Linked DNA regions of Mus musculus: region 1 is linked to region 2. The links are chromatin loops, found by intact Hi-C in ENCODE. Cell type or tissue: left cerebral cortex. All regions are shown on one strand. Links, peaks and the distances in the headings refer to the core of each region. The heading gives the core; the rest is flanking DNA.

The links. A loop is a pair of places that touch in the nucleus more often than their neighbours do. Peaks named below come from ENCODE experiments on the same cell type or tissue, not always from the same donor. Only the 100,000 strongest peaks of a DNase experiment are listed, where the experiment ranks them.
Region 1: it touches region 2 in a loop (4-fold over the local background); 3 of 42 quality-filtered maps call a loop at or near these places.

What each region holds. Positions count from the first base shown.
Region 1 is chr8:34,705,097-34,715,645 of GRCm38, reverse strand. No RefSeq gene overlaps it. Among named protein-coding and RNA genes, the nearest start is that of Gm46069, 20 kb to the right of the region's middle. In left cerebral cortex, for the core only: no CTCF peak of the experiment used is centred there; DNase peaks (open chromatin) are centred at 3,867, 5,589 and 7,630; H3K4me3 peaks cover 188 bases.
Region 2 is chr8:34,803,878-34,814,426 of GRCm38, reverse strand. It overlaps Dusp4 (dual specificity phosphatase 4), which reads right to left and starts at 6,817. Exons shown (of 4, transcript NM_176933.4): 1 at 6,254-6,817. The coding sequence starts at 6,698. In left cerebral cortex, for the core only: CTCF peaks have their summits at 5,304 (motif pointing right), 6,454 and 7,031; DNase peaks (open chromatin) are centred at 6,142, 6,365, 7,237, 7,758 and 4 more places; H3K4me3 peaks cover 4,667 bases; H3K27ac peaks cover 3,278 bases.

The DNA.
Region 1 (10,549 bases), core at 2,920-7,919, 98 kb after region 2:
TGTGGATCTCTGTGAGCTTGAGGGCTGCATGGTCTACAAAATGAGTTCCGGGACAGCCAGAGCTACACAGAGAAGCCCTGTTTTGAGAAAAAAAAAACAATAAATAAATAAAAACAAATAAATACATGAAATTTGCAATGGAACAAAGCCTAATGGTACAGAGACGGGAACTCTAGGCGGTGACCCGACCGTGAGGGCTCCTAAATGGGGCCAGTGCTTTTGGTAGGAGGTTTTAGAGAGCCATGTGGCCTGCTTGTCATGTCTTTCACTATGTGGGGACACCACAATAGAGCACAATCTTGTAAGCAGAGAGCAGCCCTTGCCAGATAACAATCTGTCAACACCTTGATCTTGGACTTCCCAGGCTCTAGAACTGAGAAATAAGCTGTTATTTATAAATTACCCAGCACCCTGATCTATCTATGCAACCGGACAGAATACAGTCTACCGGGCAACTTATAAACAACAGGAACTTATTTCTTTGAAAGCTGGGAGGCTAGGGATCAAGGTACTGATCAGTTTAGTGTTTGTCAGAGGTCAACTCTGCTCCTAAGACAGTGCCCTCAACACGCCATTCTCAGCAGGGACGGAGACTGCTTCTCACTTGGTGGAGGAGCAGAGGGGGAGGGAAGGGGGAGGGAGAGAGGGAAAACATCTCCCTTTATTAAAGCATTAAATCTATCCATGGAACTATTAACCTCATGGCCTAATCACATTTTTTTAAAGGTTCTACTTCCTAACACAATTATCTTAAGCAACAAATTCTCTATAAGCCAACGTGCCTGATGCTTATAGAGGCTGGAAGAGGGCATCAGATCCTTCGAAACTGGGATTACAGACAGTGGTGAGCTACCTGGTACATTCTGGGACCCAAACTCAGGTCCTTTGCAAGAGCAGCATTTTTAAATACTCAGCCATCTCTTCAGCCCCAGAACTAAGACATCTTCGATGCAACCATTTATACTTCATGGAATTTCCTTTGTAGAAATAAATCACACAGCTTCCCAAAGAAATCTGTAGGAAAGATATTTATGGCAGCATCCTTTGTACGAATGGAAAAACTCAAGATTGCTCTCTATTTATAAAAGATGGGTTAAATAAATATGGCTCATATATAGAATGGGAAGGCCATGCAGATATTAAGCACATAGCGAGAGGACTCAGAATGTTGTTTAAGATAGTGTACTGGCTGAAAAGAACATGGTTGCCATCACGGGCGGTGTGTAGTTAGACTGTTGGAGTGTGTCTGTCCATGATAGGCTTAGAAAATAAAATCAAATGCTCTGATCTCTGACCAGTGTGTTCCTTGGGAGACTGAGTTGCTCACTCTGGAATGAAGGATGTTAGAAACTGGAGGGATTTTTATACTTTATCTAATGATAAAGAATATTCTAATTTTCTCAAAGAAACAGCCCATAGGAAAGGAAGTCCCCTCGATCTCCAGAGCCTTCTTGAGGTCAATGAGCCCAAAGTCGTGAGCCCAGCAGTAACTTCTGTAACTTGAGAGTGTTGCTGGTTTGGATGGTCGCATCCTCTCTCCTAATAATACACTTGCAGCTGCTGTCCTTTACCTGCAAGTACTCCGTGCACACTCCTCTCTGAACAATGTTCTAGCGATCTCCACATCTAGAACAGAGATCGACAAACATTCCAGAGGGCAGTAGCTACTGAACTGTACAAGAAGTGGAGACGGTCTAGTCTCAAGAACTTCCAACTCCTGAGTGACATGTCACCCCACTCCACTGACCTACATGATTTCTCTACGGAGAGCAAATCTTCAGTTCACAGTATGGGGATCCATCCCATCTAGAAGAAACTGGTCCCTGTCACCACTGTTGGCCTCCTCCTAGGCTTTTATCAGGCCTCAGTGACCACCGGCTGGTTTTGCATTTGTCTACATGTGGAGAGTTTCTTCTTCTATCCGTCTTCCTGGCTGGTACCTCATTTTCCCACATTAGGGGATAGGGAAGGAGGGTTGGGGAAGATGGTTTGCAAGTGAGTTTCAAGTTATTCAGTTGTACTATATAGCAGGAAAATCTGGCTGTACATGCAAGAACTTAAAATGATGCTTCTAGATTTTAAAACATAATGTTAGAGCTGCTTCCGTTCTTCAGAGGACTTAGTCTGCAGTCTTGGTCTATTAAAGTCCAAAGTGAAGAATCCAGCACATGGAGAGCCATGGGATCAGGGTGCAGGGAATCAATAAAATGCCAGGGTCGTCAGGAGCAATCTTTCCTTGTGGATCTGCCCTTGTCCAGCTCCCATCTTGAACATACCGTTTAACTCTCTCTGCTTCTCCAAATCCCATTATAAACACAGGAGGAGATTCCCTTCTGCAACAGCCACTATGAGTCTGTAGTTGTGATTGACACCTCTACTTAGAATGAGTACACTACCAACGATGAGTTTTAAACAGAATTACTTGCAGATGTGGTGGGGCTAGCACACTAGAGCCAGAGGTAGGTGAATCTCTAAGTGCTAGACCAGTGCGGTTTACAGAGTGAGTTCCCGGACAGCCAGGGCTACACAGAGAAACCCTGTTTTGAAAAACAAAAATAAATAAATACAATAAAATAGAATACAATATAATAGAACAGAATACAATAGAATAGAATACAATAGAATACAATAGAATACAATAGAATAAATAAATAAACAAATAAACAAATAAATAAATACAGAATTACTAATTTGTAAAAGTAAATAAATAGCCCCAGACTTAAGAATAGATCAAACTGCCTATTGACCTCTCATGCAAGACAATTCACATAGGAGTTTTGATTTTCATGATTAGAACCTTTAAAAAATATTTTGATTTGCTTTCCAAAGTTCCTTCTCTTCCATGATGTTTTATGGTGAGAAACATGTGGCTGGAAGGCTCAACTCAGTCCCCAAACTTTCCGGTGAGCTTCCTCATGCTAGACAGACATGCTAGCGTTCCTTCTGGGCTCAGAACTCCTCTCCTTGCAGCAAGCAGCAGCAGTTGACAGACCCCAGAGGTCTTGGTCGTCTAGGAAGAGTCTGTGAGTTAAGAGTCAGACCCTTGGAATAGCCTTGCTCCTGGTTCAAGATGTGACAGACAAGGCACAGAGTCTCAGAACTGACCTTCTGTTTCTCATTCCTAGACAAAGCAGCAGCTCCTACTCCTACCCAGAAGCCACTGTAGGAAGTTAGTGTCCTCTCTAAGAGCGGTTATCCAGGATGCTCTCCTCCAGAAAGCCACAGATCCTGGCTACAAAGACTAGCTGGCAACAATCTCAATGATCGCTATACCACAGTCTCTTCTCCATCAACCCTGGATAATTTCTGTAAGATTGCTCATGAAAATTTCTAACAGATTACACAGACCTGTTCCAGCATCAAACTTTGTTTCTCAGCTGGCTACTGGCTCAATAGCCGGGATTTGGGACAGATTTCTGGCATTCTCAAAACCAGGGACCATCTCATATAGGATAGTGTGTGTGTGTGTGTGTGTGTGTGTGTTCCAGTGTTTTGTTTTGTTTTGTTTCTTGTGACAAGAATTTTTGTCTCCCTGAGCCTACATGCATGAAAAGTTTTCAAAATAATGGAGTTATTTGCTTTTCCTTTTCAAAAGTTGCAAGGCAACACAAGAGCAGTTGCCTAAGGCAAAGTTAGGTAAAAGTGAGCTCTCCAACGTAGCTATGATCATTGGTACCACAGATGATCGATAGCAGGAACTGCAAGCTGTAGCCACTGCACCTAACAAGAGGACCCAGGCTCCAAACTCCCATTTTTACCAATGGTGCCTGAGATCCAGGGAGTCTTTATTTTATTTGGCACAGTTGTGTAGAAGGTGTAGTTGGGAGTGTGGGTTTTCATGTGGGATGTGCATCGCCTAAGTTATGACGCTGCAAGTCTGAAATCAAGTGTGGACGGGGTTGGTTCCCAGGAGGAATAAGGAGGAACTGCTCTGTTCTACTGGCTGCTGGTGAGTAGCTGGTGGCCCTGGGCTCTTCCATCGCTTCTGGAACTGTTGCTCCAACCTACGCCTTCATTTGCAACTTTCTCTCTTCTCTTGTAGTCTCTGCTCTTTCCTTCTCCTCTTTCTCCTTCCCCTCTCACCTGTTATGTTTGACTGTCTGTCTATCATCTATTTCTCCAGGATCTTTTACACTCCACACAAGTGCTTTACCTCCGACTTTCTACTTCTGACAAGGATCTCGGTCATGTTGGATTAGAATTCACCCTAATGACCTCATCTTAGCATTCCAAGGATCGTGACTGCAATACATGGGGCTGAAGAGGCAGTACAGTACTTTAGAGCCCTTGTCATTCTTCCAGAATACCCTTGTTCACTTCCCAGCACCTACATGGTAGCTCTTACAACAGCTACAGTTCCAGGAGATCCAACGTATTGGCCTCCAGAACACTGTCTGACTGTGGTACATTGCATAATATACATGCATACAAAACACCCATACACTAAATAATAAAAACCAAAATAGATTTTAAAAGAAAGAGTGTAATACATGAGTTTCTGGGGGACACAATGCAATCCATAGCAGCACTGAATAATTTTGATAAGTCAGAACACTGTTCCTGTACCATGGAATGTAGCGATGTTTGGAATAAGGTGTATCACATATCAAACCCTTAAGTATAATTGCATTAATAAATACATATGGCTGTCCTCGTCTGGCTATATGGGGAGTTCAGGCAGGCTTTATATGCAGTGTTGACGTCCCTGCAAAGACACTTATCGTTGGCCGCGGGAGGATGGGGGACGGTTCTGTTAGTAGTCCCCAGCTCTCAAGGCGGCCAACTTAATGTCAGCATCTCCTCCCAGGAACACTTTCAACTGCCATCCTTCCAAGGAATGAAACTGACGGTCGATTTCGTCTGTCCAGTCTCTGAGTCTGGTGGGGAGGATGTAGAGCAATAGAATGATCTGGCAGCGGGGCAGAGGGAAGAGGAAAGTTCTTAGGGTTGGCAGCCCTCGAAAGGTTGGTTCCTGCTTCGGAAACCCTGTTCTGCCTTTGATTTCTGACGATTCTGGATAGAGTGTCACAGGAGCACCTGCCTGCTGCCACCCTCAGGAACACTGCCCAAGCCGACCGGGAAGTTCTCCCAAATGTCTTTGGGACTGGGGGGAAAGCCAGTTTTTAGATGTGTCCCATCTGGAGGAATTGTAGCCTCTTACAAATTGAACACGGATTAGAGGCTCAGGCAGTAAATCCTGGGTCGGCCCTTTATATTTTCCCTTGGATTTTTTTTTCCCCTGCACACAACGGCAGATGGAAGAAATTAATGAGACATGTTACATTCAAGGAGAACCGGGAGCCTCAAAAGTGGCTGCCGGGCTCCCTTTGGCGGGGTTCTCTGTGGCTCGGTGGAAGGTTGCGGTGTGCTTCCCGCTGCTGGGCCCTTGTGGCAGGAGAACCGAGGCCAGGAAGCAAGCCCAGTTTAGACACCTGCACCCTTAGGGCATCCAAATAATACCCCTCGAGTCATCTCAGAAACGGATGGCTACACCCCCAACTAAGTCACTTGTTTATTTTTATGTATTTAGCTCTGCTCCGTTTGAAGTGGGTGAGCTGGTCTGTGTGTGTGCCCACACAGCCATCTGGGTGAGAACTGGAGAACAGATTTCGGGCTCCTTGGGTTCTTTGGTTTGATTGGAAATTCGCTTCCTCCTTGGACTCTCATTTGCAATGTTTAATGGAACAGAAATGCCGTGTGAGAGAGAAGCTGTGCCCAGTGTCGCAGATGAGCTCTTTGCCCATTTATTGGTTGATTTCAGTGAGTGTAAATAGATCACAGATTTGTTGGCACTTCTGAGCGGTGATCCAGGGTTTAGACCAAGCCCCCAAACTCCAGTGAGTCTGAAAAAAAAATGTTCCACCAGGTGAACTGTCACCACCAGGTCAGCCTAAGGTCATTTCAGCGGGGATTGGGGATTGGGGGTTAGGGTGGGGGTGGGGTGATGCTGACTGGTCGGGACTGAGGATGTAGCCAGGGATTCTGTGTCTTGCCTAAGGGCCTCCGCATCTTTCAGCTGGTGATTGCATGGGCATTGTTCCTTTGGAGATGAGTCTATATGGCCAGAGCTGCCCTCCAACTAGGAAAGGCAGAGAGCCAGACAGCGTTTGGGTCACATCTGAACTTACACCCTTCACGGAATACAAAGTGGCCACTGGCAGGCTGCCGCTTTCCAGGATGACATTCCTGAAGCTTCTGGCGTGCCCCACTCGGTTTAAAGGCTTAAAGAGCCTGGAACTCCAGGCTAACCACCGCAGGTGTGTCCCGTTTCTCCTCGGAATTGTTTGATGCCCGTTGACCAGTCAGAGCATCTCTTCCAAGCTGGACATGCATTTTAGTTGTTATTGTTGTTGTTGTTTGTGTTTTTTGTTTGTTTTTTTTTTTGTACGAAATGTGCTTGCTGGCTGCAGTTCTCAGGATTCTGTCACATATAGCTTGGACTTCTTGGGATCTCTAACTTCTACCAGTATGATGCCATATGTCTTAAGAAAGCCTTAAAGTTCCAGCAACATCACAGGTGTGATGTTATGGAATGAATACTTTTTAATAGGCAGACAACAGTAAGAACCACGTAGAGCCAGGCAGTGGTGGCTCACGCCTTTAATCCCAGCACTTGGGAAGCAGGGGCAGGCAGACTTCTGAGTTCGAGGCCAGCCTGGTCTACAGAGTGAGTTCCAAGACAGCCAGGGCTACACAGAGAAACCCTGTCTCAAAACAAGCAAGCAAGCAAACAAACAAACAAAACAAAAACAAAACAAACAAGCCCCCAAAAAAGAAACAAACCAAAAACCACACAGAAAGTAACTCCATCAAAAGCCTCTTTGTTCTTTACCATAGAGTCTTAGCGGTATCCCTGGCGACCCAAGAACTCCTTCAGCCCACCGTCTGTCCTACTCCATTGCTTCTCTCTTCTTCCTTCCCTATCCTCATCATTCAAACTTGCTTTGTTTCACGTACATGTGTCCTTATGTGTTTATTTTATATGCATAAAGTCCTAAAAACAGCAGTGTTACTGTGTAGACTTTATCCTCTGTTGGTTCTGGTGTCGAGGAGGGATCCAGATACTAGTGCTCTAATACCTGTGCTCTGTAAGCTGAGTTCTACCACAGGTAGCCAGTGCAGCTAACTACCCTTACACTGCTTGCCTTTTCGTCTCTTCTTGATTTCGGACATTTCTCTATGTCCTTTTGCTTTTTTACTATACTGTTGAATACTGCTCCCAGAGTAGAGGGAGATGGCTCAGTGGTTCAGAGCACTGGCTGCTCTTCCAGAGGAGCAGGGTTCAATTCTCAACACCTATATGGCAGCTCATAACTGACTGTAAACTCCAGCTCCAGGGGATTTGACACTCCCATACATACCTATATGCAGGCAAAACACAATGCACATAAAATAATAATAAATAGTACAGCTTCTCTTTTTGCTGACATTATAATCTAACCACTGTGTATTTGATTACTTATTTATTTTATCTCTTTTTCTTGTCTTTCACAGACTGCTGCACTAAATGCCCTGCTCTCTATCTTCTAGTGTACACATGATTTCTTTTTCCCCTAATGTGTGGACCTAGAAATAGAACTGCTGGATGCAGTCCCTGGATACGCTGTTACTGCCAAGCACCTAAGCATTCCCACGTCAGGGATCACATTCCTCCAGCACCAGCCACCCTTGGTGTTGTGGCATCACTATATATCAGCAGCCTGAGGGCAACTTTCTGCTATTTTAATTTGCAAATACACTCTACCTTGCCATCTATCTGTGCATGTTTGGGTTGAGAAAATATTTTTACTCAATAAAATACACTTTGAGCTTTGTCTTTTCTTTTGTTAAAAACAAATTAAAAAAAAAAGAGTTGAAGGGTTGAATCCATTTTCCAGAGATTACACCTCTTAACCCTCTGTGTCTGTTAAGGGGATGGTTAAATATCTTTATTTCTGAAAAAAAAAAAAAAGGTGCCACAAATCCCGATTGATGCATAGTGATCATGACCGACCATTGACTTGATGAATCCTGGGCCCAGCGTGGTGCTGCTGGATGCTCTGGGAGGGTTTGCAGACACTAAATGCAGAAGAAATGTCCACACTGCTCAAGTCTCCTGTCCGCACAACCTTGCACCATGCTGTTGCAAGCACAAAGACTGATGGGAACATGAGAACCGCTGTCTTTTTCTTCCTTAATATTCTCTATGTTTTACACAATGAGTCTTATACACCTCCCACCCTTCCATTGACAGAAAGATGTCTCCAGCCACACAGCTCACCCTGATGACTCTGCAGCTGAGAGGTGAAGCTGGCTCGCTGGCTTGCTCTCCTCTCCCCCTGTCCCCTCTCTCTTCCATTATTTTATGAGTATGCACATTTTGCCTGAATGTATGTCCGTGTACCATATGCCTACCTGGTACCCATGGAAGCCAGATGAGGGTGTCTGATCTGGAACTGCAGGTATAGACATGATGAGCTATGATGAGGGTGTTGGGAATTGAACTCAGGCCCCCTGGAAGAGCAGTCAGTCAGTGACCTTAGCCACTAAGCAATCTCTCCAGTTCTCCCCTATTTCCTTAATGTTCCCAACTACCTAAAGTTCCCTTTTCTTTGTATTCTTGTATTCTTGTGGCACTGGGGATCAAAGCCTGGGCCTCCAGTGTGCTAGCAAAATACTTCTACCATGGACCTATATACCTAGCCCATCCCAACCACCCTTTAAATATCCTATACTTAAATGGGAATAGCTAGGTAGATAAGAGTCATTTGCCACGGTTATAAGGATCTAATAGTGCTGGTTTTGTGAAGATCACCACTCTCTCTAGACACACTTTGGGGAGAACAAACTTTAACACAGTGATTCAGTTTCACCCCTAGGAACACATGAAGGTGTGGGTGATCCATGGAGTTTCCTGAAACAGTAGCTGAGGAAGAGGACCGAGTCTAGACAAACATAGCTCTTGGGAGACATGTGCCAACGTTAGAGGCAGGAGTGCATTAGGTATTTTGATGTCTCTCCATTTCCATTCCCATTCTTTGGTTGCTATTTCCCAAAGGAAGTCAGAGGGAAAAGGTGCCCCGGAGATGTCATTAGGGATGGAGTAGGGGAGTTAAGGGCAGAGAAATGTTCTGCGTTGGTGTGACAAGAGGACAGCCAACCCATTTCATCCTCCAGACACACCAGAGTCCTTAGTTTTACTCCCATTGTGTGTAACCCTGTTTAAGGTGAAGGATTGAGGAGCCATCCCAAGTCTAACCATCTTCAACTCACATATGCACTTCAGATTTCTTGAGAATCTGTAAGAACCTTTGGTGGAAACAGTAACCCTTAGCTATCTAGCTGATCATATTTACATGTAAGGTATTTTTAAAGTGTCTGGGAAGGACTGTGACTATAACCATGGTAGTTGGTTGCCTACCATGTGCAAGACCCTGGGGTTAGATTCCCACGGCCATAAGAATACAAACATACAAGAAGGCGGTTGGATGCATTAAGAAACTGAAGGGGCTGATTCACATCTCGCTTGGCTGTAGAACCGGCTGGGAGGGCTGGTTACAAACTGCTCTGTTGCCAGGGTCTTGGTCTTTCCCCTGGGATTATGACATTTCCCCAGAGTCTTGGGATCCCCTGTTTTAACCAAATTACATATGGCACTCACTGTCCCTCTTTGGAACAGAACACCCACGTACTGTATCTGGTGGCTCCCAGACCAGAGCACTCAGTCAGCTGCCAGGCTGGGAGAGCATGGCTCTGCATGGCATAAAGAAGCCAACACCCATTACTGTGATGCCTCATTTCCTCAGTGTGTGCTCCTCTGTCTGTTGTGCAGTGCTGGGGAGTTAGTGAATCAGGGGCTTCGAACCAAGATCTTTTCTTCTGTGCTCTCGAAAGTCTTCTGTTTGACTGGTCAACTAACCAACTCCCCATCTTTCTTGGTTTGTAACAGTTGCCTCTATTCATTTACTAACTTAGGCCTGGGTGTCCCAGGGTCTCTCCCTCTCATCACGGTGTTCAGTCGTGGGTCTCTGTGTACATTCCCCATCTACTTACAGCAGGAGAAAGCTACTTTGGTGATGGCTGAGTCAGACAGTGATCTGAGTCCCGGTCTGGTGAGGCCACTAAGGATCCCAGGTAGAAAGTATTTCTAGGTATAGGTGGCTGACATGAAGGGCATTATTATTTAACTTATTTTGTGTGTATTAGTGCTTGTCCGAAGGCATGGCTGTGCCACATATATGCCTGGAGCCTGTGGAAGTCAGAAAAAGGGCATTGGATCTTAACCACTGAGCCATCTCTCTAGCCCTATTGCATTATTTTTAATTATGAGTGTGTTTCTCTCTCTCTCTGTCTGTGTGTGTGTGTGTATGTGTGCCTGTGCACGCATGCCTGTGTGTGCAGGGGGTCTTCTGTGTGAATGTCTGTAGGTAAGAGCCAGAAGTATGGGAGTCTGCCTAGAGCTGGAGTGGTTAGGAGCTGTACAACACAGGCAATGGGACTCGAACTCAGGACCTCTGCAAGAGCAGTATGTGCTCTCAACCAGTGAGTCATCTCTCCAGCCACAAGGCTT
Region 2 (10,549 bases), core at 3,686-8,685:
AGAACTGAAATACCCCAGACAGAGGGCATTTACTTCCTGTGCATCGAGCAGCCCCCGTCGAACATGTGAAGTGCACCAGAGTTACACACACAGCACACAGCCACCTGGGGTCTCACAGTCAGGTTAAGGACAGGGGCCAGCATTCACCGTGGCCAGCTTGAAGCCAGACTTACCATCAGGAGCCCCTGCACTAGCCATTCCCTTGGGAACACTGCCGCATGCCCATGGGTGATTCCAGAGGGTGCTGGCAGCGATACTCCTGCCCAGACACCAGCTGACCCGCACTTCAAAGAAGAGAACCGAGTAGTACTGTGTGCTCATTTTTTTAAAAGCGTGTCCGTTTAGAGAAGGTCCAAAGGGGTCCATGTGACCTTCTTCCTGATCATGGTGTAAACTTACTGGGTCTGGTATATTGTCACGGGGGCGGGGGGTAGTCCCCACTTTGTAACCCAGGCTGGCCTCGAACTCATGGTAATCAGACTTCCCACTCCCCATATGCTGGGATTGCAGGTATGAAACGCACATGCAGAGAGAGGGGGGGGGAGAGAGAGAGAGAGAGAGAGAGAGAGAGAGAGAGAGAGAGAGAGAGAGAGAGCTCTTATTTCTCAGTGTGTAGGGAAAGCTGCCTTAAAATGTTTTCCTCTCAGGCCCTCCTAGCTAGTAGCCCCATCTTCATGCAAGTATCATCATGGCCACAGCGCCTCTGTGGTAAAGAACCAGGTTCAGAGGACCCAAGTTTTATCCAGAACTTAACTCCACGCAGAAGGGGCCAGATTTTCACTGAACCTCCGGCATATGTCCCAAAGTGGAACCGGGACACATGAATCAGATGGTCAGTCTGGGCCTCTCCAAGGCATTGGGCATCTTCTGGATAAAATTTCATAACATGCCAGGCAGTGGTAGCACATGCCTATAATCCCAGCACTTGGGAGGCAGAGGCAGGCGGATTTCTGAGTTCGAGGCCAGCCTGGTCTACAGAGTGAGTTCCAGGACAGCCAGGGCTACACAGAGAAACCCTGTCTCAAAAACAAAACAAAACAAAACAAAACAAAACAAACAAAAAAAATCATAACATATACCAATGAATTTCGGCCTGTTTTTCCAATGTCCTGTTGAACATAAGTAATTTCCTAACAGATTTCTTAAAGGTCTTATTTAACAATATACTTCCTAAGATTGGGGCTGTGCAGCTCCGTGGTAGAGTGCTTTGTTAAACAACATGTCGATTCCTAGCACTAAATAAATAAATAAACAAATAAATATCAGCCCAGTTTGCTGCTGCACGCCTTTAATCACAGACACTCAGAAGGCAGAGGCAGACAGCTCTCTTTTGAGTTTGAGGCCAACCTGATCTACTAATGGAGTTTCAAGACAGCCAGGGCTGTTATACAAAGAAACCCTGTCTTGAAAAAACAAAAATAAAGATAAATAAATAAATAAACATCAAAGGATAAAGAACTTATTTCCTGTACTTATTGCCTTTCAACCTGTAGGTCAGAAATGGAAACTTAGGCCTGGCCTTCAAGGGGCTTGCCTGAAGGGCAACTAACTATATCTCCAGTTAACTCCATGGCTCACCTTCAGGATATAAACCATGACCACAAGGGGCTGCTGCTAGCTGTAACTCCTCCACTCTAGTGGGCTGCCAGGTCAGCCGGAAGGGAGTGGAGATCATATACATTCGTAGAAGTGCTTTACAAGGGCCCCTGACTGGTGCTGGTAAACCACCATAATAGGGTTCCTAGAGAGGAGTTGCTCGGGTAGTGCCTATGGCGGGGAATCTTAATGAGGCTGCCACTTTCCCTAGATCCGATCAGTCAATATTGAGATTACCACCTGAGCCTGGGTCTCACTCTGGCCCAGAAAGGAAGTCTAGGTCGTCTGAAGGTCGTAGCCTTTGGGAACTTCACTTTAAACAGTCTTCAGATGACCTAAGTGAACTCCTGATCTTAGAATTCCCAAGTCAGAGAGCCTGTCCTTCCCAGGTCACTTGGCCGAACCGCCTAAGGAATTGATTCTCAACCTGGTGGTCTTGACCCTTGGCGGGAAAGTTGAAGGACCCTTTCACAGGGTAGCACGACAGAAATCCTGCATATCAGATATTTACATCGTGATTCATAACTAACAAAATTAGTTACGAAGTAGCAATGAAATGACTTTATAATTGGGGTTTATACAACATGAAGAACTGTATTAAAGGGTGGCAGCATCAGGAAGTTGAGAATCACTGCCCTAAAGCCTTGCTTAGGGACTAGATCTTTCTTGCAGTCCCTCCCAGGCCTCCCACCCTAACTGCCCTGTCCAGCAGACTGGCTTCTATCAGAGTCACTTGACTTCCGGCCATGTTCCCTCTCTCTGACAGGAACTGGCTCTTGAAGTAAGGAAATTAGCAATCCAGCTTTACAGGTTTGGAGTATTTAAAGGGATTTCTTGGCTCTTTAACTACCACCTTTTTCTACAAGATAAGAAGCCCTGATGGTCTTAAAAGATAAAGGAGAAAGTCCTTGGACACCTCGCCCTGTCTTTAGTAACCTTGGTTGACTAGAGAAGTCCATTCGCTTGATGCCACAGTTGTACTTTCTCCGTTCCTTGTAACTATGTAGCTAATGCCTAGTAACTATGTAGCTAATGCTTTAAGGCTTGGGAGTCTTGCTTAAGTAATTGCTTTGGTAATTCTAACACTCCAACTCTTTCCCTCTCTGGAGCACTCTGTTCTATGTACAAATAGAAAAAGCCAGAAATCTTCCTCCCTCTGAATATAAAATGTAGGTGTAAGCAGGCCCCTGAGCTATGCCCTGAGACGCCTGAGCTATACACTGGGAAAGCTGGAGAGAAGTCCAGAGAAAGAGACGTGCAGGCACCAACAAAGGTCCTGGTGAGCAAGACGGAGTCCTCCACTCAACTCAGGGTCAGACCCAAGATCTAGACAGATAAGTTGAGGAAGTAGGCTGTCTAGATGACTCTATCCCAATAGCTCAAAACAGCCCCCTGCATAATTTTGCAATTGTGTTTGAATAAGAACTTAGGTCATATGGTAAATTCTACACAGGACAGTAGATAAAATTGCACAAAGAAGATCCTGTGTGTGGAGCAGTTCGTGACGCAACTGCCTCAGCCAGCCTCCAAGGTCTGGTGATCACACGCATTTCCCACACCAGGTTGAAATTATTTGTGTGTAACAGATTGATTTGTGATTGGGGATACTGGCATTAAAAAATTATTTCCATTCGGATAAGATTTTTTTTTCTTTTAAAAGGCAAGCAAATCTAAAATTCCAACCCAAACATTTACGGAGGTTAAGAATCTGAAACATGTAAACTGAGATAAAATCTGAAAAACTTAAAAATGTAAGTTAGAGAATTTCAATGATTTTTTTACTCACATAAAGGAAACATAAGATTTCTAGTATGTACCAAAACTTGATCGATGTATAAGATTAACAATAGTTTCGCAAAGTTTTAATTCTTGCTTTTAAAACCTTGCTTATGAAAAAAAATCTTTTAAAGAGACCCCCCCCAAAAGGGGGAACATCAATTTCTTTTAAGGGGGGGGCCGACAAGCGCTTTGGCCTGGAAGGACATCACTTCTAAAAGGGTTATTTTTTATTTTCTCTCCCCTATCCCAAGGTTGGTGGGCACCCACTCTGTCTCCACTTGCCTACTGCCTGCCTCCTCACTCCACCAGCAGAAGAGAGCCTTGGGCCAATGCTCTCATACCTAGCCACATTTCCCGGGCAGGATTGGGGGTGGGAGGGAGGTTTGCTTAGTTCCTATGACTGCCCCCTCCTAGAGCAGACATTTCCTTCTTGCTCTACCAAGACCTTTCAATAGCTGGCAGAGAGAAGGAAGGACGAGGTCGTGGCTCAGCACACACATCTACATAAACTAAGGCTGACAAACGCTGATCTCTAAGACCAACACATACACACACACACACACACACACACACACACACACACACACACACACACAAATTATCATGTTAGGCTCTTGCTTCCAAGGGCTGCTGAACTTCTGTCTAGAAGAGGGAAGGAGCTGTTCCTGAACAGATGAAAACTAAGCAGTCCAGGCCTGTGACCAGGCCTAGAAGAGCGTCACCTCAGAGGACTGGGAAGAAGGCCTTTGGCATTTGAGGGGGTAGGGTGATTGATCCTCCCGGCCCAGTGAGAGAAGGGGGTGGAAAACGCGACTTGAAGGAAATGCTGCCTTTCTGTGGGCCAGGCACCCATTACGGATGGGACTGTCATTTTGCCCAGAGGCCACCTGTCCTGTCCAGTCTTACATCAATATTCGCCCTGAAGCATCTCTCAGAACTGGTCTGGCCTCGCCTGTCTCCAGATCCGAATCCAGGACCGGTAGAGTGCCGCAAGCCATAGGTTTAACATTAAAAATATGCCTCCCTCCCTAGGCGCTCGGCCGACCCCGGGGCCCGCACCCAGGAAGGAAGCCTAAGGGCTCAGGCTCAAGGCAGCTGCCGCTCCAGCTTCAGGGCAGTCCCAGGCGGAATTCTTCCAGGAAGAAAAACAAAACAATCCCTGACTCCACGTGGGACTGAAGTACTCCTGAAGCCAGGGTTGGAAGACATGGGCTCCGACTCTCAATCCAACCGCTGGGCAACCCAGGACAACCTAGGACTTTCACCCCGAAACAGTTTCACCTTTCCCACCCGCGCGATCTCGATTCAGGGGCCCAGGCAGGACACCCCGCCGAGGGAGGACCCGGGACCTGCGCCTTTCCTAGGCAGGGCTCCGCGGATACTGCGTGGGGCCCCGGTTCAGACCGCTGGCCGGTCGCGAGGTCCGGAACCTGTGTTCCTGGCCGTCGCTCCTAAAGCGTTTTAGGGAGCCGGCTGAGAGACTGGGGCTCGGCTGCAGGAGCCACAGGCGGTCCTTGCAAAAAAAAAAAAAAAAGAAAAGAAAAGAAAAGAAAGAAAAGGAAGAAAAAAAAAGAAAAGAAAAGAAAAAAATCGCCCTGGCAGTTCAGCCTCAGATCAACAGCAGCGTTTCCCCAGCAGCTGACGGGTCAAATGGTCAGGAAACAACTGCGGAGAACAAAGCCCCCCGCTGTTCCGCACGGCCAGCCTGGCTCGCCCGCACCGGGTGCCGTTCGGAGGGGACGCGAGAAAGGGTTTCGCTCCCGGCCTCCCTTCCTTAAGGAAGACAAGACACTAAGAGGAAAAGTCTGGAAGACGGGGCGAAGAGCCTCGGCAGGGAAATGGGCGGCTCTTGGAAGGCGGAGGTCGGACAAACCTCCAGGCTTTGGAAGCAAAGACCAGACCCGCGCGAAAGAATGCACGGAATGCGGTGGCCGGAGGTAGGGGAGCAGCGCAGCAGGGGGCGCCCGACCCCCCCACACACACACACACCCCGCACCCTACAGTGCTCCCCAACCGGTGGCCGGCACACCGAGCGAGCTGGCAGGTGCGGCGAGCGGTCCCTCCCCTTTGCCAACGTCTGAGATACTGCGCGATCCTTTTGGGGTGTCTGACTTCTCAATGTGACAAGCCACCCTCTCTCCGGCCACCTAATTTCCTACGCCAGGGTTCGCTCGAACCAGGCACGCGCCGCTGGCAGAGTCGAGAATGATGTGTGAACAAAAGGTGGTAACTCTCTGCTCCCGGGATTAGCAGGAGCAGGCGCGGTTGTGCCTGGTGTCCCCCCACCCCCCCAAATACAGCACTTCAGCCTCCCTTAGACCGGGGCAAGTGGGGGTTGGCCGCCATCCAAGAAAGCTCTGAGTTTAGGCAGCGGGGAAAAAAAGAGATAGCTCCCCAGGTCTGCACCCCAATTCTCCTTTCCTCATTGACCGATGTGTATGAACTCCTGAGACAGCTCCTACCCTAGCATTCACCTTCCTTCACCCCCCTCTAGGGTTCCCGGGGTTATACCGAACCAGGCCTCTCTCGTCCCCGTGGGACCTAAGAGCGCGTTCTCAGTACTTGAAGCTGGGCTGCGCAGAGGAACCGCTGCCAGCATCCAGGCCAGAACCGTTCGCGTAAACAAACACGGAAACTCCAAGACGCGTGCGGATTGCAGGTGATTGGGGAAACGCGCCAGCACGGCCTCCCCGGGACTCAGGCTCCAAACCACAGCAAAACCGTTCACACTGACACGCACAAAGACACGCGAGGAAGGGGACTCCAGCACCCCGTAGTCACTCGGGTACTTTCCTCCCAATGCCCAGCAGGGCTCAGGCCGCCAAGTCCCTTACACTACCTACCCTCCCACCTCGCTCTCCCGGGCACCCACGTTTACCTTTAAGCAGGCAGATGTCCGTGCGCTCCGCGTTCCGGCGCAACGCCTGCACGACCAGCGACACCGTGCTGTCCTCCCGGAGACTCTCGGCGCGCGGGCTGCGCTCGTCGTAGACGATGACAGCCGAGTAGAGGCCAGAGCGCAGGCGGGCACGCACCTCTTCCTCGGCGGGCAGGATCTGCTCCAGGCTCACGGAGCCCTTGGCCCTCCGCCGCACGATGGTATTGCAGCGCACGTTCACCGAGCCTCGGATGTAGCCCGCGCTGTGAGCCAGAAACGGCCTGCAGTCCAGCAGCAGGCACTTGCCGCCGCTCAGCAGCCCCAAGGCGCCGTGGCTGCCGCTGCCGTTGCCGCCCGCGCTGCCGCCGCCGCCGTTCTCATCCCGGTTCATCAGCCTTTTGAGCACGCTGCAGTCCATCTCCCGCAGTTCCTCCATCGTCACCATGTCGCCGGCAAAACGCAGTAAGCTGGGGAGCTAGCTGGAGAAGGCCAAGGGCACCGGAGCCAGCTAGGCTAACAAGAAGGAACCAGGCGAGGGCTAAGAGGGCGCCTGCAGAAGTGACCCGCAAACTTGGCCCCAGGCTCTTCTCCCTCTAACACCCCTGCTTCCACCTCCCGCAGCCTCAACGTTACATAGCAGTCCCAGCCTTCTCTGGCGCCAAAGCTGGCGGGCGCGCGGCACCCGGGGCAAGCGATCGAGCAGGGGAGTGTGTTTACGAGAGAGGGCTCCTCTCGGTTTGTCGCCTCTGGTGTGTTTTGCTAGCTAGGGCTGCTTCTGCCGTGGGCTCCGCCGTTTCCCCCACCGCTGCACCGCCGGAGCTGCACGCACTGCCCCAGCCAGAGTTTCCTCCTCTGGCTTAGAGATTTATTAATGCTCGCCGGCTCTCCCGGGGGAGGGAAGAGTCATTACTACCTCGCCAGGCCCCGCCCCCAACGCAAGCTTCCCGCCCCGCCCCCACCCCGGCTCGTGAATGGAGCGCCGGCCCCCTCGCACCCAGTCACGGGGACTCGACGTCACAAAGAGAGGAGTAAACAGGGCGCTCGGTGCTGGCTGCCAGGCCCATTCATAAAACGGAGACCTAGAGGAAGAAAAGGAGGCAGCCTCCGACCCGCCCGCGAGCCGGCGGCTCGGGGACTTTGTGAATGGAGCCGCGGCGCGGTGCCCTGTCCTTCCTCAGCCCCGGAGCGCGGCGATCCTGGTAGAGATCGTTGCGGGTGGCGACGCGGGGCCTTACTGAGGCCTGGGCTCTCCGTGTGGAGGTCTTCACCCCTGCGCTCCCCCCCACCCCCCCGGCCTCCCCAGTCTTCGAGGTCTCGCTCCTGCAGCTCCGAGAAACCTGACACTGTGCGGCTGCCACCCCGTAGGGCTTGGGGACCTCTCCTCGCCGGACTTAATCTCGTTCTTCGTGCCCGGCCGGTTGTGTTTTGTCTTTGTTTTTTTCCATGCGATTCCCCGGACTTAGTTTATACATTAGCGTGATCGATTTCCATCCCGAGCTATTACATCTGGTTTATAGCTTCCCGCGGAACCTGGGCCAACGCAGATTTAGAAAGATGAAAGGGAAGGCCCTCGCGCCGAAGCCCAATAACAAAAGAGAGGTGGAGGGGTTTGTTACTTTACAACCCAGAGGGGGGCGTTAATTGGCCGAATGCTGTGCCCGTGCAAGAGAATGGGAGGCACTCGGGCCCAAGCTTCCTAAAACCTGCTTTTTTAACCATGGGGGGGGGGGGGGGGAATACCCGGAGGTTTTCCTCTTTGGTGGGAGTCCTCGCTTCCCTCCTCACACGCAACGTCCTCTAAGGAAATGACGGTTAAGGTCTACATTTGGTACGAAGGAAAAGATGCTGAAAAGTGCCCATGGGAAGAATGACCTTTTATAAAAGCAAATGTAATAAGCTAGGAGACGATTCGAGTTTCCGCATCCCTCTTTCCAGGTCACGTAGCATCTGCCACCCCCCATTTTACTTTCGGGGGGGGAGCATTTAATTTCCCAAGGGCTCGATTTTGGCAAGAGAGGAGGTTATGCGCGCATGTGGTGGGGACCTTACAGAGAGCCAAAAAAATTATTTGGCCGAGATCTTGCCAAGTCTTGTTAGCAAGAATTAATCACCGAACAAGGGAATTACGGGGTTTGGTAGCGGCGGCCAGGTCGAATATTCCATTTCAAGTTGCGACTAAGCCTGATTAAGGCAGCGAGGGCCGCCGAAGCCTTGGGGTCCTTCCCGCCCTGTTCAGCCTCCTCCACTGTTACCCTTTGCTTTGTTCTCTGCGTAGCTGCTCGCCCGAGATCACCTCCAGCTCTCATTTCAAGGCCTTCTACCGGCTCTCTGCACTCTGAAGGCCCTGACACCCCTTTCAGGGTCCAGTGGGCTATGGGGGTTGAGAAGCAATCATCTGTGGAGATTTATTTTTATTGCCTCGGGTTCCAAAATGGCACTGCAGTTTTTATTTTGTTTATGGATTTTTCTTCAGTTAAAAAAATAAACTATTACATGAGTATTAATTTGTTGCTGGCATATTAGCGACCCCTCAGCCCCCAACGCACCTTATATTTTGGTGCCCGGGGTGCGCGATCACTCTAATTCGGGTTCCGGAAGGAGCCACCACAGTGGAGTGACGTCGGCTGCCTGGGGCAAAGTCTCCGGCACCCGGCTTTCTGGCTGGGAGAGCCGCATGGGCTCCCTGCACCCGTGAGGAGGGCAAAGTGGTTTCTCTTGGTTCGGGAGCTGGGAGGACATCTAGTGCTTCCCCTTTGCTGGCCCTCTATGGGTGCTAGACATCCCCCGTGCCTCGACAGCCCGGGTCAGATTCACTCTCGTGGGGCCTCTCCCCGAAGTCTACATATCCAGAGGCCAGCAGGCCTCAACTTCTCCGGATGCAAGTCTCGGCCGATTTCACCGGAGTCACAGAGGGGGGTGAGGGTGGAGTTGTCCCCTGGCGGCGCTGGCCTCACGAGCCTTTGTCTCCCATGCGTCAGGGGTGCTCTCCTTGCCACCACCCCCCCGCCGGCCAGGCCCTGGCCAGTGCTCACATGGCCTGTAAATAACAGTCAAATCCGGGGGGTGGGGGGGAATGCCCACGGAACAAAGGGCTGCTTTCTGCACCTGACGGTAATCCTTGCCGGAGAAGCCCTTAAATCCCATAGGCGAGTCACGCGCAAGGGGTGTGGGCAGGCGCGTGTCCGCGTGTGTGTCCACGTGTGAGTGCCCGCGCCTGCTCGCCTGCTCGCCTGTTCCTGGAGAGGGCCACCTACTTGAGACTTAGTACATTTAAGCCAAGAGAAGATGATGTTGAATAAAACAAACGACCTCCCCCCTCGCCCCGCCCCCTTCAGGAAACTGCCTTCAGCAGTGTGAATGTAGGCAATGAGCTTTAAATGACAGCACTGTGTTTCCCCGGATACTGTGAGAGCACCCTAGATAATTTTCTTAATGGAATCGCGTGAGCCATTTGGTCCACAGTTAGGTGAATACAATTTAAGGTCTACCCAACCCCGGCTATAGAGAAGATAGAAAACCCTTCTTCCATTGGTCTTCAGGCTAAAGGGTGAGAAACACTCGGTTTACACAGGAACCTCGTGAGTCAATTGGTCAATAAAATCCTGCAGTAAACAAAGGCATTTGAGGAAAGCCAACTGCTTGGATGTCCTTTCAGAGTTATTTAGTTTAGGAATATCTGCAAGGATTGGGGTGGGATTGCCCAATTTACACTCAGCAGTTAAAGCTGGGGTGGAAATGCTTTAAAATTTCACCGTGACATGTGAATCCAACTTCTCTTTCATCAGGCAGTCCTCAGACCGACCTTATTAGTCACTGTCAGGCTTCAACAAATCCCTGTGCTTGTTTAAGAACTTTTCTTTCCAATTAGAAAGTTTTGTGATCTGGGGATTCAAAGCCAGGAGTAGAATCCCCAGAGAAGACGGTGGCTTCTATTCTGGTTTTGATGCCAGCCTCTGACTCACAGTCCTGTCCCAAAGTAACTGAACAAAACTTACCTTCAAAAAAAAAAAAAAAGTCATTGATAAGTGAATAACCATGGTGGCAGCAGATAAGCTGAGTGGAAGCCAGGGAATCCAGAGCCTTTCTTCTTACTCTGAACTACACACGAAACATCCTTTTCACCAGCACCTATTTGTGCTGGAATGGTAAATACTGGGGAGAATTGGAGGCCAACTTGGGCTCCAAGGAGGAAAAGGTGTCCACAATGTGTTCTTCGCGTGTCTCTCTTTTCTGCCCACCTCTGACCCTCAAGCCAAGGTTTGGAGGCAGTGGAAATCTTCAACACCTAGAAATCAG